Linked DNA regions of Homo sapiens: region 1 is linked to region 2. The links are chromatin contacts, found by Hi-C in ENCODE. All regions are on one chromosome and are shown on one strand. The core of a region is the stretch at or near the end of the contact, and the rest is flanking DNA. Distances in the headings are between cores, read along the strand shown. Region 1 holds the start of HMGN5 (high mobility group nucleosome binding domain 5). Region 2 holds the start of RLIM (ring finger protein, LIM domain interacting).

The links. A loop is a pair of places that touch in the nucleus more often than their neighbours do. Pooled maps may share reads with other maps.
Region 1: a loop to region 2 is called in a pooled map, with 29 times the contacts of the local background. The contact joins the promoter of HMGN5 here to the promoter of RLIM in region 2. A Hi-C loop is called at or near these places in 8 of 50 pooled maps.

What each region holds. Positions count from the first base shown.
Region 1 is chrX:81,197,863-81,203,314 of GRCh38, reverse strand. HMGN5 (high mobility group nucleosome binding domain 5) reads left to right here and starts at 1,402. Exons shown (of 7, transcript NM_030763.3): 1 at 1,402-1,578. It overlaps SH3BGRL (SH3 domain binding glutamate rich protein like), which reads right to left and starts at 1,213. Exons shown (of 4, transcript NM_003022.3): 1 at 1,070-1,213. The coding sequence starts at 1,114. RefSeq lists enhancers at 1,018-1,187, 1,308-1,557.
Region 2 is chrX:74,611,639-74,617,888 of GRCh38, reverse strand. RLIM (ring finger protein, LIM domain interacting) reads left to right here and starts at 3,265. Exons shown (of 4, transcript NM_016120.4): 1 at 3,265-3,467. RefSeq lists an enhancer at 3,341-3,660.

The DNA of each region.
Region 1 (5,452 bases), core at 153-2,652, 6.6 Mb before region 2:
GTAAATAAACAAGCCAAAAAATAAAAACACACAACAACCTGGATTAGCTGCTGCTCTAAAGCTCAAGAAGAGGGAAGGGGTTCCTATACCCTACAATCTGAACCCACACATCTGTTCTTGCCACTGTCTGCCTTTCTCTTGAGTTGTAAAAAGCAGAAGCACTTTCATTTATCATGGATATACACTCATCTTGCACCCCAGTTTATCATATTCTCCCGACAGCTGCTGAAAATTTGTTATTCTAAATTAAGAGTAAGTGAATCCATGAAAGAGAAAGTCCTATCATTTGAAGCAGCAGCAACTCAGGCTGCCACTACACAAGAAGCCACTGAGCTCCCTATCCAGTTCTCAATATACTTGAAGCAGTGAGAGAAATTTAAAAGTAAAATATTTTGAAAGAATAGAAACAGTCAAAATAAGGGACAATATGGGGGGAAAACTGAATCTCGTGTCATATTAAGTTAAAAAAAAATTTACGTCATTGTTACCAACTTCCCCTCCCAATTTGTCTAGTTCTAACAGGCCTTCAAGCTCAAGTTAACCACTTTCTTCTACACACTCTCAAAATAACTCTATTACCAGGGTCTCACTCACCCAGAATAATTACAATGCCTCGGTAGGCCTCCACTCAATCCCCACCAGTTACAGCATGTGTACCCCCATCCTTTACAGAAGTGCACTCCTCCTTGTCTCAGTACTTAGGGCGTATTCATCAAATGTCTCACTCTTGAAACTCACCAGTGTGCGATTTTACTTGACTTCACGTAACCCTAAAGACCGTATAGCACCATCTCCCATCTCCCAAAACTTGGTAGCTTTCGTTTTCCTTCAAAGCAGAAATGTGCCCCCCAACGTCACGAAGCAAACAAAGCTGAACTCTATGTGGAAAAAAAAAAAAATGAAATCGATGCAACAAAGGGAAAAAAGGGAAGAAGAAGGGTGGGATCGGGGATGCATGAGTCTTCCAAAGGAGAAGCTGCCAGAGGAACTTCTGCATTTTAATGGTTCTGGGGCAGCAGAGGACTGGTGTGTAGGAAAACAACAAAGGTGGACTCCCCACTCTCCTTACCGCTGTAGAGCCAGAGGAAGATGCAATATATACACGGATCACCATCCTGGGAACAGCGGCTGCGGTTGTTTGGGTCCTGAAAAGGGCTGTGGAGCAGCTGCAGCAATGGCTGGAATCCAGCTAGGGGCTGAAACAGCGGTTGGCAGAGAAGGGTGGGGGAAGGTGGAAGGAGAACTCGCCAGAGCCCCGCCTCCGCCTTTAGCAGCTTCCACCGAGCTCTCTAAGCGCTGCAGTTCCAGCCCAAAACCCCGGAAGGAACAGGCTGTTTGCATCAATTCTATTTTTTTTTAATAGGGAATCTCGAATAGCACCGCGAGATCTGTTGAAACATTGATTTTTGACGATTCCTTCCCTGAGAAGAGGGCGAGGAGAAGAAGAAAGAAAAAGGAGAACTGAATTGAATTAGATTAGCATGAAGGACCTTTTCACGCGGAGACTAAAAGTACTGCGCATAACTTCCTGCTCAGAAATATATGCAAATAAGAAGACAGATCCTGAAAGAGCAAGCTGTATGTTGAAAACCCATGTTCTCAAAGCCTTGCGCATTTTAAGATTCCTATTACGTAGTGATTTTTCTGATCTTAGCTCGTTGTAGGAATTAGGCACTAAAGTACTGAGCAATGCTGCAGAGTTTTGAAGGAAAGTTTCAGGTTTCCTTAAGCCCAGAAATGGCAGGATTGGTTTTCTTTTTGAATTTTGTGTTTTGTTAAATTAGGGAACCCTGCTTCCGTGGGAATTTGCAGGAGGCCTGATTGGCAAGTTTAAGAATGAAGGAATAAATTACAAAGAAAAGATTGAAAATATTGTGTAAAAAGATGGATGATTTTTGTTTTGTTTTGCTTTTTAACTGACTGAAGTAAGGGATTTGGGAGAACATATTGCAGATGTTGAAATGGTGAAGAGAGAGATCAGATGGTTATTTGTAGCTCTAAGGAAATGAGCAAACAGTTAATAATGTCCAGAGACAGACCATATACTTCAAAGTGTAGTTTTAGGTTCCCAGATTATGTTAAATGAACAGAAAAAAAGGAATTTGCAAGATGAATGAGAGTGGAGAGGAGTCAGTCGCTTGTCCTACTTCTTTTCCTTTGCTGTTTTTCCACTGTCTCCAGTCTAGTGGTTTACTGTCTTTGCCTAGGCTCAGTGCTTACAATAGCTTTGTTAACTGTTCCCTACCCACAGGTTTTCCCTTCTCCAATCTGTCTTAAATACTAATTCCAAATTAATCTCTTTACATGTTGTCCTTAAAACAACCTCAAGAGGTGGGTACTATTACATTAATTTTACAGATGAAGAAACTGAAACTCAGAAAAATAGTTTTCCTAAAATCATATGGTTAGTACATTCCAGAGTTAGGAACTCCAGAGGCCACCTTCTTATTTTTTTTTAATTATACTTTAAATTCTAGGGTACATGTGCACAACGTGCAGGTTTGTTACATAGGTATACATGTGCCATGTTGGTTTGCTGCACCCATCAACTCGTTGTTTACATTAGGTATTTCACCTAATGCTATCACTCCTCCAGCCCCCCACCCCCCGACTGGCCCCGGGGTGTGATGTTCCCTGTCCTGTGTCCATGTGTTCTCATTGTTCAACTCCCACATATGAGTGAGAACATGTGGTGTTTGGTTTTCTGTCCTTGTGATAGTTTGCTTAGAATGATGGTTTCCAGCTTCATCCATGTCCCTGCAAAGGACATGAACTCATCCTTTTCTATGGCTGCATAGTATTCCATGGTGTACATGTGCCACATTTTCTTAATCCAGTCTATCACTGGGACATTTGAGTTGGTTCCAAGTCTTTGCTATTATGAATAGTGCTGCAATAAACATACATGTGCATGTGTCTTTATTATAGAAAGATTTATAATCCTTTGGGTATATGCTCAGTAATGAGATTGCTGGGTCAAATGACATTTCTAGTCTAGATCCTTGGGGGATCGCCACACTGTCTTCCACAATGGTTGAACTAATTTACACTCCCACCAACAGTATAAAAGCATTCCTATTTCTCCAAACCCTCTCCAGCATCTGTTGTATGATTGCCATTCTAACTAGCATGAGATGGTATTTCATTGTGGTTTTGATTTGCATTTCTCTCATGACCAGTGATGATGAGCATTTTTGCATATGTCTGTTGGCTGCATAAATGTCTTCTTTTGAGAAATGTCTGTTCATATCCTTTGCCCACATTTTGATGGGGTTGTTTTTTTCTTGTAAATTTGTTTAAGTTCTTCGTAGATTCTGGATATTAGCCCTTTGTCAGATGAGTAGATTGCAAAAATTTTCTCCCATTCTGTAGGTTGCCTGTTCACTCTGATGATAGTTTCTTTTGCTGTGCAGAAGCTCTTTAGTTTAACTAGATCCCATTTGTCTATTTTGGCTTTTGTTGCCATTGCTTTCAGTGTTTTAGTCATGAATCTTTGCCCATGCCTATGTCCTGAATGGCATTGCCTAGGTCTTCTTCTAGGGTTTTTATGGTGTTAGGTCTTACATTTAAATCTTTAATCCATCTTGAGTCAATTTTTGTATACGGTGTAAGGAAAGGATCCAGTTTCAGCTTTCTACATATGGCTAGCCAGTTTTCCCAGCACCGTTTATTAAATAGGGAATCCTTTCCCCATTGCTTGTTTTTGTCAGGTTTGTCAAAGGTCAGATGGTTGTGATGTGTGGTGTTATTTCTGAGACCTCTGTTCTGTTCCATTGGTCTATATATCTGTTTTGGTACCACTACCATGCTGTTTTGGTTACTGTAGCCTTGTAGTATAGTTTGAAGTCAGGTAGCATGATGCCTCCAGCTTTGTTCTTTTTGCTTAGGATTGTCTTGGCCATGTGGGCTCTTTTTTGGTTCCATATGAACTTTAAAGTAGTTTTTTCCAATTCTGTGAAGAAAGTCATTGGTAGCTTGATGGGGATAGCATTGAATCTATAAGTTACTTTGGACAGTATGGCCATTTTCACGATATTGATTCTTCCTATCCATGAGCACGGAATGTTCTTCCATTTGTTTGTGTCCTCTTTTATTTCATTGAGCAGTGGTTTGTAGTTCTCCTTGAAGAGGTCCTTCACATCCCTTGTAAGTTGGATTCCTGGGTATTTTATTCTATTTGTAGCAATTGTGAATGGGAGTTCACTCATGATTTGGCTCTCTGTTTGTCTGTTATTGGTGTATAGGAATGCTTGTGATCTTTGCACATTGATTTTGTACCCTGAGACTTTGCTGAAGTTGCTTATCAGCTTAAGGAGATTTTGGGCTGAAACAATGGGATTTTCTAAGTATACAATCATGTCATGTGCAAACAGGGACAATTTGACTTCCTCTTTTCCTAATTGAATACCCATTCTTTCTTTCTCTTGCCTGATTGCCCTAGCCAGAACTTCCAACACTATGTTAAATAGGATTGGTGAGAGAGGGCATCCTTGTCTTGTGCCAGTTTTCAAAGGGAATGCTTCCAGTTTTTGTCCATTCAGTATTATATTGGCTGTGGGTTTGTCATAAATAGCTCTCATTATTTTGAGATATGTTCCATCAATACCTAGTTTATTGAGAGTTTTTAGCATGAAGGGCTGTTAAATTTTTTCGAAGGCCTTTTCTGCATCTATTGAGATAATCGTGTGGTTTTTGTCATTAGTTCTGTTTATGTGATGGATTACATTAATTGATTTGCATATATTGAACTAGCCTTGCATCCCAGGGATGAAGCCAACTTGATCGTGGTGGATAAGCTTTTTGATGTACTGCTAGATTCTGTTTGCCAGTATTTTACTGAGGATTTTCACATCGATGTTCATCAGAGATATTGGCCTAAAATTCTCCTTTTTTGTTGTTGTGTCTCTGCCAGGCTTTGGTATCAGGATGCTGCTAGCCTCCAGAGGCCACCTTCTTAACTATTACTGTTAACTCACTGCCTGGAAGAGTGAAAGTACTAAAAAAAAAGTTAGCAATTTTTTCATCCTAAAACACCACTTTCTTATATTACTGAAGACAACGTAGGCAGAAATACTTAAATTAGCTCTCCATTGACTATCGAACTAAACCTAAATTATGTTGCTAAACAGTTTTCACCATAATCTAGGCCCACACTATTCATACAATCTTACTTAGTGCTCCCCCAAACTAACTTCCCTATGTACGTAATCATTGTTGACTACCTGCTGCAATCATCATGCTTATGATCACTCTCATGCCTTTGCTCTTCCTGTTTCTTTCTTCACCTTCTCCCCACATTCTCATAACCTTTTCTGCCCTCTCCACTTATCCAACTCTTGCCTTTGCTAGACACAACTCAAAATCTTTATACAAATAATCAGGCAAAAGTAAGTCAGCATGATCTAGTCACCCTCCTCATTGCCAACATCAGGGCTACTGCTATTGCACTTTT
Region 2 (6,250 bases), core at 2,016-4,515:
CCACCCGCCTCAGCCTCCCAAAGTGCTGGGATTACAGGCGTGAGCCACCGAACCCAGCTATTGTTTTTTAATTATTATGGATACATAATAGTTGTACCTCATTGTTTTTATTTTTGATTAATTACTAGTGAGGCTGAATATATTTTCAAGTACAAGGTTATTTACTAACAAGAAAAAAAGAATATATTGTCATATGCTTATCAGCCACGTGTTTTATCCTTTTATGAATTATCCATTCATGTTCCTTGCACATTTTGAAATGGAGGTATTTATCTCTTTTTTTTTTTTTTTTTTTTTTGAGATGCAGTCTTGCTGTTACCCAGGCTGGAGTGCAGTGGCATGATCTCGGCTCACTCCAACCTCTGCCTCCCGGGTTCAATCAATTCCTTTTCCTCAGCCTCCCAAGTAGCTGGGACTACAGGAGTGAGTACGCCACCACGCCCAGCTAATTTTTGTATTTTTTTTAGTAGAGACGGGGTTTCACCATATTGGCCAGGCTGGTCTTGATCTCCTGACCTTGTGATCCGCCTGCCTTGGCCTCCCAAAGTGCTGGGATTACAGGTGTGAGCCCCTGCGCCCGGCCGGTATTTATCTTTTTAAAAATCAATGTTTAACAACTCTTTATAGGCTGATATTAGCCATATGTGTTTATCACATATGTAACATTTTTGCTAGTGTTTCGTCTTTTTATTAAGTAAAGATATTACCCCTTGGCTCTAATATGTCATTATGAAATGATTTTTTTCAATTTATCATTTGTCTTTTAACTTTACCAACCTTGTATTTTGACATTTAGAAGGTTTACTTTTATTTATGAAGTTGTACTTATTAGTCTTTCCCATTATGGATTTTGTGTTGTATTTCAAAAGTGCTTCTGCATCCCCAAGGCTATAGAAATATTAACCTAGGCCTGGACAGTGGCTCACGCCTGTAATCCCAACACTTTGGGAGGCCCAGGCAGGCGGATCATGAAGTCAGGAGTTGGAGACCAGGCTGCCCAACATGGTGAAACCTCATCTCTACTAAAAATACAAAAATTAGCCAGGCGTGGTGGTGCATGCCTGCAATCCCAGCTACTGGGGAGGCTGAGGTAGGAGAATCGCTTGAACCCAGGAGACGGAGGTTGCAGTGAGCTGAGATCATGCCACTGGACTCCAGCCTGGGCAACAAAGCAAGACTCCATCAAAAAAAAAAAAGAAAGAAAGAAGGAAGGAAGGAAGGAAGGAAGGAAGGAAGGAAGGAAGGAAGGAAGGAAGAAAGGACAGAAATAGTAACCTGTATTTTCTTCCACTTCTTTTATGATTTTATATTTTAGATTAAGCCACATAAGCCTCAAGAATACGTTAAGGAGTGGCTAATGTTATTGCCATAATCAGAATATCAGGCTTAATGGCAATTGCAGGCTACTGAAGAATTCCTTTTACACGTTCTAGGTAATCGTTCTAGTACATGATTATGTAAAATAAGACAAAAACCTGAGTAGAGACACAGCGCCTAAATCATGTATCCCTCTGCCAAAAATGACAATATCAATGAGTCTTCTAGGGAGTTGGGCAGGTAAGTATGAGGGATATTGTTTTAACTGCTTGGAGTGAAATACTTATATTCCAGGCTGATATAACATCCATCATGGTGAGGGGGTAATTCTCCCAAAGTATTTTGAGGGCTTACTATGTGGTCGCTGGGGACACAACAGTGAACAAAACAGAGAGGTTTACTGCTCAGAAAGGGTGAAGTAAACAAACAAATAAATAACTTACTTTCAGATTAAGTGTTTTACAAGAAAAGTAAGCAGGTAAGGAGATGGGAGAAGTCGTTATTACTTTTTTCTTTTTTTTTTTTTCCTCAGACCTTTTTCCGCCTTCAGGAAGAAGTTATTTTAGGTAGGGTGGTCAGGGAAGGCTTCTCTAGGAAGTTAATAATTGCGAGGCTTGGATGATGAAAGCAAAGATATGAAAGTAAAATATTCCAGCAAAGGTAAAGTAGTTGAAGTAGGAAGAAGTTAGCTTTGTTGGAAAAACCGTAACAAAGCCAGCATAGCTGGCATGCTATTGGAAAACAGAAAAATTGGGAAAAGGAAAAGAATCTAAAAACTTGGGTAAGGTTTTCCTTTAACTGTGACAATGGGAGTGGCATGCTGTGTGGCGAGTTCCCTCAATTCTTTCAGGCATTACTACCTAAGAAAGGCCTTCTTTAACTGCCCTTTTACAAATCCCAACGTTATCAGATTTTCCCACCCTTTTACAATCACCGCCCTTTTTCGAATACTTTAGAGTTAATGCCTCAAAGTTATCAGTCTTTTAAACATCACGAATCCGTTTGTCCCTACAAGGAACTCTTCTGTCCCCCTTCCTTGATTTTTCTCCTTGGCATTTATCACTAACATGATATGTATTTATGTTTGATTTTTTCTAAATTATTGTCCCTGGCCCCTATAAAGACTCAAGAGAACTGGGATTTTGATCTGTTTTCTTTTTTTTTTTTTTTTTTTTTTTGAGACACAGCCTTGCTCTGTCACCCAGGCTAGAGTGCAGTGGCGAGATCCCGGCTCACTGCAATCTTCGCCTCCTGGGTTCAGCTATTCTCCTGCCTCAGCCTCCCGATTAGCAGAGATTACAGGCGCCCGCCACCACGCCCGGCTAATTTTCGTATTTTTAGTAGAGACTGGGTTTCACCATGTTGGCCAGGCTGGTCTCGAACTCCTGACCTCAGGTGATCCGCCCGCTTCGGCTTCCCAAAGTGCTGGGATTACAGGCGTGAGCCACCGAACGTGGCCTGTTTTCTTTCTTAATTTTGGTCTATTTTAATTTCCTAAGCAGCTACAATGGTGCTTGACATGCAGTTGGCACTGTGTAAATACATGTTGAATAAAACGCAGGCTACTTTTTGAACTGGTCTGCACGGATTGTGTGAACTGATGTGATGTCAGGGTAGACTAATATCACATTTCTCTCTCTCTGAAAATGTCTTCAAGCAGTCAGACCGTGACGTCCTTCAGTTTTCAAAATGGGAAAGCGAAGGTTCCCACAATTCTCAGAACGCAAATTTCTCGCCACAATTCAAAATGGCGGAGGAGGGTGGGGCCTGTCACATGGTGGGCGTCATAACAGCTTTCCTTTTCCAAACCGCCGCCCGCCTTGCCGCGTCGTCTGCCGTCCCCCTCCTCCTCCCGCGGAGCCTTTTCGAGGAATCGACTGGGATTGGCTAATAGGCTGGGAGTGGGGCTGCGGTGCCGGGACGCGGCATCATCACTTCCTGTTGTGGGCAGTCGTTTCCTGTCGCTGCTTGGTAACAATGGGGAAGATAATGGCTGCCTGAGCAACGTCTCCGAGCAGGCGCTGGGCTAGAGGCGGGTCTCAACCAGCTACTCATTGGAGGCGGGCTTGAGAGCGGCGGCCAGGGAGGTGCGGAGCAGCCTCGGCGGCGGCGGCCGAACCAACCGAGTCGGATCCTGACCCTAAAACCTAGTAAGTGAAGACTTGGGAATCCTGTGAGAAATGATGTAGAGCGAGAGGAAGACAGCGGAGCCGCGGCTGCCGCGTTCTCTCAAAATGGCCCGAGTGACGCGTCGTGGCAGAGGCTCAGCGCCGCCTCCGGACCCCAGGCCCGTTGCTGCGGGGGGCTCCGTGGCGTAGTCGCCGCTGCCATTTTAGTTGAGTGGTATAGTCGACAGGCTCTTTGAAGGGGAAGGAGGTGGGTAGTACTTCCTCTCGGTGGCCGCGCGAGCTGCAGCCCAGGCCCTCCGGAGCCTTAGGAAATCGGGGGAGGCAGTTTTTGAGTTTTGGCCTCAGGCGTCAGAATCTTAGAACGTCTCAGGCTTTTTCTTCTCTGTTCTCTGGAGGCTTCCCTGACCTCCCCGCGTTTTCCATGGCGGGCTTGGGTTTGGGAAAAGGGAAGTAAAAAATCAGGCTGCCCCAAGTGAGATGCTGGCAACTCTTGGGCCTTTAGATTTCCAAAACCTCATTTTGAGCCCTTCTGCAGGGTATTACCAATTAGGCGCCCCCTGGGGCCGCGATGACATCTTCCCTGAGGATCTGAGGCAAATGTGGTTTACTCCCTTGCTCGAATAACCCTGGCATATCCTTTGCCAGGTATCACTGGAAGGATCCCCCCGCAAAAGAGAGGGAAAAGCCGTTAGGTGTTTGTTGTGTTCTCCTGGATAAGGGATGGAATTGGGCCAAATTTTCAAGTTAATTTGTGTTTAATCCACCAACAACTCAATCCCTCCCCCATTAAAAAAAAAAAAAAAAGCCTAGGGGGGTCTCTGCTTCTGCAGACGGTACCTGCCACGCATGCCATAGCTTAGTAACTAGTATTAACCGGTTGGGCTTCTGCTTCCTGAATACTCGGTCCCTTTTTCCCTTATGCTGATTAATTTCAAGATGGAGGAGACAGCCACGTTCCTTCCCTAGACAGTTTCACCATACTTATTCCACAGGTTAGTCTGGGAATCTGAGGCCTAGCAGTCTTGTTATTGAGGTCATTTTTTTTTTCATTTTGGGGCAAGAGGAAGCAGTTGTATCAGATTGTCATCTTCCATTTGCAAGACCCCACAATGATTTTTTGCCAGAAGTAAGGAGCCCGCATTTCCTGAATCAGAATTAACCGCAGTGTTTTGGACTGATTGAAAGGGGGAAGAAATAATAAACCTACTGCTACTAATCATTTCTTTCATTCTTCGTGATTATAGACAGAGTAACTACTTATCACCCCATTAAGTACATTGTATCTTCCCTGGAGGACTGGCACAATTATAACCCCTCCCCCCCCATGACTTTTCTAAACTGTAGAAATATAGCTTAGGTAGCTAGAAAGACCAATCCACTTTTTAAAACTTGATTTTAGGACACACTCCACTTACTGAAAAATGTTACAAAGATTTTTTTAGTCCATGATGTTCTGATGAATTTTAATACTTTAGTTCCTACCTTAGGCTAGTGTAATGTGCCAGATAAGTCCTTGAAAGTGACTATCAGAATCTGAAAATAATTACTGGTCTGATAAGGAAAGGCTTATTTTAAGCAAGCTTATAATAAAACGTAAATTGTCTCTCAGTCTTAGAAGACATCTTTTATCTAACTCCTGGTCCCCTCTGACCTTCTTGCTCTCCCCAAATGCCCTAATACTAATATTGAATTAGGTTGGGTTATGGTGTGTCTGTATTTTTTTTTTTAGGTTGTGTCTAATTCAAAGAAAATGTGTATCTTTTTAAAGAGGAAGAATAATGGATTCTTTTTTTTTCTAGAGCAGAGTGAAGAAAACTAAAATCCAGTTTATTGTATTTCAATACTATGTCATAACAGTCAGGTAATTTATTTTTTGTTGCGTCTCCTGATGATTTATGTGTAGAATGCATGTTTACAAATATTTATTGTTCTATTTTGCAGGCCCTGTAATTGGATGGGCTCATTGATAGATGTTAGATGGTGTTGGGTATTCTTCATGATAAGAATGGGTACTTTTCACTGGGAATTAAAAGGGTAATGTTTCTGGATACCTGGAACTCACCAGTGCTTTATCTGTGAATTTGACTCTTTAAAATAATGTCTGAAGTTTACCAATACCTGTATAGAACAACAACAACAAAAAATTTGTTGTCTTATATCATTGTTGGAATGGCATGAGTATAAGTAAAATAACATTTAAATGTTCATTGGATAACTAAATGAAATATCAGAATAGCTTACGAGAGTATAATTTTACGTTACTTTGTGTGTGGTGGTTGATTTTTTTCCTTTAAGATTCAAAAATTCATAATTGATACATGATACTTTTAATTGATATTGACTCCTTTCATTATTATTATCATCATCATTAGGGTAACCACATAATTTATTGCCTAACCAAGACACTTTTAAGAACAAAAGGAACATTAATAATTCCTGGACAGCAGGTGCAAACCTTGATTGTCCCCGACAAACTGGGATGGATACTTAGCCTAAATTCATAACCAACTTCTGCTGAAGGCCTGTGGTGCTAGGCCATGTGCTTTATATGCATTATTTTATAATTCTCACAACAGAGCCTCATGAGAATGTTAACTTTTATAGAGGAAACCAAAAACCCAAAGAGGTTAAGTATAATTTGTCCTCAGTTAAATAGCTTTAAGTGGTGGAGCCCTCATTTTATCCCAGGCCTGTCTGACGTTATACTTCTGGGTTTGATTGCTGTCTAATTAGATAGGAAATGCAATGAAAATGAAAGGTTGTAGTAAAAAGTCTGTAGGTTATGTTGCATCAGAAACTTTTGT